2 separate regions of the Homo sapiens genome follow, and region 1 is linked to region 2. A link is a loop called in an ENCODE intact Hi-C map of the cell type or tissue named here. Cell type or tissue: heart left ventricle. All regions are shown on one strand. Each heading gives the region's core, and the rest is flanking DNA. Links, peaks and the distances in the headings are about the cores only.

Region 1 (2,803 bases), core at 121-2,620, 74 kb before region 2:
TGTCACTGGCACTGGGAGTCACATGATGCTGGTGGTCAGCAGCTGGACCCTTCCAAGGGTGCCCGTGGTTGGGCAAGTATTTCTGGGGACTTGCAGAGCTCCCTGGGGAGCAAAGGGTTGTGAAGTACAAGGCATTCTGCGCTTGTGGTGGGAACAAGTGAACCCATCTGCAGTGAGTAGGAAGAGGTCCCCTCAACAGAGGTGAGAGGTTGGGCCAAGTCAAGTCAGTTTGCCTCTTCAGGTGGCAGACCTGTATGTACATCTATGCCTCAAGTGCCTGTCTGAGGCCACAGCCAAAACATCTTCCAGTAACTGAGCATACCCAGTGGGCCAACAAGCACGCTCTAAATACAAAACCAAACAAACAGTAAAGTTAACAGTGAATGAAGAGTTAAAAATAGGAGAAAGACACCTTCTCCCTACCTCAATGGCAATTACTTTATTTATTGAGGATAATCCTTCTAGAAGTAAATTTGCTGATACAAATATTTCTTATTTTACATAATAAAAATGCATTTTATATATTTTACTTCATCTTGTTTTTTTTCCATCAGAATATCTCTTAAAGGTTATACCTTGTTATTTTCTTTAATCAGTTCCTCTGCTGATGGGCATTTAGGCTGTATGCAGACTTCATTTAATTTTTTTAAACCACACACAGCAGTCCTGTGACAATGAGTAAGGAGGATTTTACATGCATGTGTCTGTAAACTGTTAGGATAAATTCTCCCACCTCAGCATTTGATTTCTGGGACAAAGTGTGTATTCATTTAAAATGTTAGTAGATCTTAAGAAACTACCCTCCTAAAGGTCACACCGGTTTCTCATGCTCACAAATAGCCTATGAAAGTCACTATTTCCCTGCGTCCTCACTCACACTGCATTTTTTATCTTGGCCAAACTGAGAGGTAAAACAACAAAACAAACGCTGTCACTTTGGAATGAGCCTCTGTAATTAAGTGAGACTGAGCATGTTTTCTTACTTCCATAAGAGGTTGTATTACTTTTCGGGGAAGTGTCGGTTGATGCTTTTGTCCATTTCCTGTCAGCACCCCACCCCCGTGAGGAAACGTGCCCCAGAAGTGAAAGGACATGTCCTCATCACATGACGAGTGAGGGGCAGAGCAGAGGCCAGAGCAACATCCGTGCTGTGGAGTCAGCCCTGGGTTTGACTGCCCTCCAATGTTCACCAGCTTTGGGAGAGAGAGGAAATACCTCAGCACCTCAGTTTTCCCATCTGTGAGTGGGAATGATAACAGCCACTTCCCCAGAGTCACCCGAAGAGCAACAGCAGAAGGGCCTGGACCTGCTCCCAGTGGCAGAGGCTTGGGAGGTGGCTTTTGTTAGCGAAATTTATTGGAGCAAACCTGGCCTGAGGATGCTGGTAATTTCAGGAGTCACCCTCCAGACAGCTGTTGTTTTTCGCTTTTGATAAAATAACAACAAACTTAGATGCCGAGCCCTGGTAAGGGGCTTTCCTGGGTCTCCCCTGCACACCTGCTATGATAGGCATTTTCTTTTCTTTTTCTTTCTTTTCTTTTTTTTTTTTTTTTTGAGACAGAGTCTCGTGCTCTGTCACTCTGGCTGGAGTGCAGTGGTGTGATCTCAGGTCATTGCACCCTCCACCTCCTCCACCTCCTGCGTTGAAGAGATTCTCTGCCTCAACCTCCCAAGTAGCTAGGACTACCGGCATACGCCACCACACCCAGCTAATTTTTGTATTTTTTGTAGAGACTTTCGGATGAAACACCAGAGGCTCGGGGGAGATAAGCCGCCATAGGGCACCCAGACACTGAGGGCGCAGCCAGGCTGTAGTTACAAACTGCCAGACCCCACAGGCAACTGAGGCCAACCCAAGGAGAGAGTTGCAGGGTATGTGGGCCCACAGCTTGTATGTGCCAGGCAGGGCCTGCTGCTGTGGCTCTGCACACTGAGGAACTGCATGCACAGACACTCAGGACCCGCCTGCCTCCCCCAGCTCCTCAGCCGGGCCTGTGTCCCACCCCAGTCCACCGTTGTGTCCATGCTGTGCTTTCTGTGGTCAGGCCTGGCATGCTCTGGGCTGCTGCTGCCCTTGCCCGCCTTAGCAGCTGGCTCGGGGTGGCCCTCGAGCCCTCCCTCACGCACCGTCCCAGGCTTGCTGCCTTTCCAGCTGCACCTCTCACAACTGTTCACGACAGGCCCCTCAACACGCCGCGGGCCTGGCACACACTCACCTGCTGGTCTGCTAGGACCCAGTTTCCCAAGCCTAGAAAACGACCCACCACAGCCTTGGGCACAGTTTGCAGCCCTGACAGATTCCTGAGTCTGCCTTTTCCCAGAATTCTGACCTCTCCAGGGGCTCTGTGACCCCGCCTGTCCCCCACTCAGGGCCTGTCACAGACAGGGGTTTGCTGAGCCACTTTGAGGCAGGTGGATGATTGCAGGGATGACCCAAGGCCCACGCTCCCAGGACTGCCACCATTCCAATACCAAAAGAGCCTTTAAAAAGCCTTCACTCAGGAGCTCCTGGTCCAGAACTTGGCATGGACTTGGAGGCCAGTAAATACTAAGTTGAAATGGACAGGAGTCAACCCCAAACAAATTCTAAAGGCACAGTTGTTGGGCCCCAGGAATCCCACCTAGTCCTTCCCACCTTCTCACCCAGCTGGGGTTCATTTTCATATCCACTCCCTTCCCCTACCCCACCTCCCTCTCATCTTGGCCTGGGGTTTTCTTCAGATCCTTACATAATCGGAACTTCTGACAGAATGCTGGCTCCTCTCCTTAGACTATACATTTTCATTTTTCTACATTCTTCCAG
Region 2 (2,803 bases), core at 7-2,506:
CCCCAGCCCTGAGTCCTCTGCTTTCCACCTTCACAGCCCCAAGGGAAAGATGCCTGCCATTGTCACCCTCCCTGCCACCCCAACCCAAGTATTGTCTCCCCTGGATCAGCTCAGCCCTAGCCCTGCCTGCAAAAGAAGGAAGGGCAGGCTGGGCATGGTGGCTCACACCTGTAATCCAAGCACTTTGGGAGGCCGAGGCAAGTGGATCACCTGAGTTCGAGACCAGCCTGGCCAACAGGGCGAAACCCCGTCTCTACTAAAAATACAAAAATTAGCCAGGCGTGGTGGTGGGTGCCTGTAATCCCAGCTACTCGGGAGACTGAGGCAGGAGAATTGCTTGAATCTGGGAGGCTGTGGTTGCAGTGAGCCAAGATCGCACCAGTGCACTCCAGCTTGGGTGACAGAGTGAGACACCATCTCAAGAAAAAAGAAAAAGAAGAAGGAAGGGCAGTGTGTGTGCGTGGTGATGGGAGGGGAGCCAAATGTGTGGGAGACCAGGCACCATGGTTCATTCCCACACCAGTGGGAGCAGAATAGGGTGCAAGGGCAAGGAGGGTCATTGAGGATTTGGGTGGCATGACAGGTGGTGAAAGCAATCTCTCCTCATGCACCCTCTCTGTGCCAGACCCGTGAATGTCCAGTAGATCTAGTATGCCCAACAGCAACTTCACTGAATGACAGAAATTAAAGACAAGGACTCTGAAGTCCAAAGAGGTGCAGTAATTTGCCCAAAGTCCCAGAGAACTCTCGATCTCACTCATTCTGATCCATAGACATTCTCTTTTTCATCACAGCACACTCGGCAAGGCAGCCAGGGCTCAGGTGGGTGGGACTGTCTACACGGGGGCTGCTTGTTCCAATAACTTAAGGGAGGAAGAGAGGCTGGTGAGCATCAGGGATATTTAGGATTTGACCGAGAAGTGATGCAATCTGCTCACCCTCTTCCCAGTGAGGTCGGGGGAGCCCACAGCTGAGAAAATGTGGGGCAGGGGTGGGTGGAAACTCTTAGGGAGGATAGTGAGGTGTATAGTCCTAAGGGAGAAGCCAGTCAGAAAAGGGAGGTCCCAGTGAAGAAGGAAGCCAGGCGATGGGCTGACAGGAAGCAGTGCTCTGGGAGTGTGAGGAGGCACCAGCAGGTCCAGGAAGGAGGAGGAAGACTTTCAAAGATGAAGCAGCCAGCACCTCCAAGAGGCCCTGCAGACGTGGAGCACCCAGGGCAGACATACGGCTCTGCAGGTCCTGGAGGGGACTCCTGCTTGGGGAGGGGGCTGCAGAGGCCAGCAGGACAGACATTGGTGTTTGTAAGAGATAGAAAGCTGCCATGGCACCCAGGGGAAGGGGGCCGAAGAGGTGAGTGCAGTTGCTCAGGACCTGGAGCAAAAGTCCTGCTTCTGTGAGGGCAGGGAGGAGGGGGCAGGCAGCAGAGTCCCACAGAAGGAGAGTTGAGCCTTGGTAAAGCAGTTGATGGTGTCCCTAAGTCCCACCTAAAATCCCCTCAATTCACCCAGCTCTTCAATCATCCCACACACATACTATGTGCCAGAGTCTGTGATGGGCACTGGCTGAAGAGATGAGCAGGAAACCGTCCACCCCTCAGGGCCGTCTGATGGGGAAGATGGGTGGACCATCATGGATGGGAGTCATGGCAAAGTCATGGCACAGAGCTTGCTAAGACCCTGCCCAGCCAGGCCTCTGGGAGGAGGATACAGCTGCACCCCCAGGGACGTGGAGCCCAGTGGTGACTGTCTGCAGGGAGCCTAGGGAGCCTGAGAGAGGGACAGAAAATGACGCCAGGACAGGCATTCTGGGGCAGGCTTTAGGTGCTATTTTGTGAAGTCATTTTAACCAGGCCATGGTTAGGAAGGGATTATTATTTCATTTATATATCAAGAAAACTAAAGCTTACTGCAATGGTAAATTTTATGTCAACTTGGCTTGGCCATCATGCCCAGATATTATTCTGGATGTTTCTGTAAAGGTGATTTTTGGGAGAGATTAACGTTGAAATCCATGGGCTTTGAGTAAAGCAGATTGCCATCCACAAAGCAGGTGGGCCACATCTAATCAGTTGAAGGACTTAATTGAACAAAGATGGACCAAGCAAGAAGGAATTCTGCCAGCAGATATTTCTGGACTCAAACTGCAACTCCTCCTTGGGTCTCTGGCCTTCTGGCCTAACCTAACCTGCAGATTTCAGATTTACCAAGCCTCTGCAATCACATGAGACAATCCCTTAAAATCTCTCTCTCTCTCTCTCTCTCCACACACACACACAAACACATGCAAACACACCCTGTTGCTTCTGTGCTTAAGTTCTATGCCCAAAGACATGCCAATTGTATGAGGCTAGCAGATTTGAATCTAGGACAGCTGAAACCCCCCTAGCTGCCCTGGTCCACAGTAAACTTCACACTGATCCTTCAAGAAAGGAGAAAGAGGAAAGAAAGAAAGAAAATATCAGAAATTTAATCTATTTAGTCAACATAATTGATTGTCCTTTATTCTGAGAAATTGTTTTCCTTCTCTCAGTGTCAAAATGGACTTTTCTTGGAGAAATGATAAGTTCTGATTAGCAATTGTTGACTTTTACAATTTCTTAATTTGGGAAATTAACAGATGAAATTCCTTTCAATATATCAACTTTTAAAAATGTCACCGGCATCTCAAAAAACGCAAAGTCTAGGATCCCACTTCCAGGTGGCATGCTTGCTTGGACAAATGCACCTGACTTGAGGCTGTGAGTATTTCAGCAGCAGAGATGGCAGGGTGCAGGGACACAGGTCCACGCCAGTCCCAGCGGAGG

The links. Hi-C counts contacts between places; a loop is a spot of excess contacts. Peaks named below come from ENCODE experiments on the same cell type or tissue, not always from the same donor. Only the 100,000 strongest peaks of a DNase experiment are listed, where the experiment ranks them.
Region 1: a loop joins it to region 2, with 2.2 times the contacts of the local background. A loop is called at or near these places in 5 of 110 quality-filtered maps.

What each region holds. Positions count from the first base shown.
Region 1 is chr2:126,658,244-126,661,046 of GRCh38, forward strand. All of the region lies in intron 1 of GYPC (glycophorin C (Gerbich blood group)), which reads left to right. Among named protein-coding and RNA genes, the nearest start is that of GYPC, 3.5 kb to the left of the region's middle. In heart left ventricle, for the core only: a CTCF peak has its summit at 1,180; a DNase peak (open chromatin) is centred at 1,098; H3K4me3 peaks cover 922 bases; H3K27ac peaks cover 2,500 bases.
Region 2 is chr2:126,731,923-126,734,725 of GRCh38, forward strand. No RefSeq gene overlaps it. Among named protein-coding and RNA genes, the nearest start is that of GYPC, 77 kb to the left of the region's middle. In heart left ventricle, for the core only: a CTCF peak has its summit at 1,191; no DNase peak of the experiment used is centred there.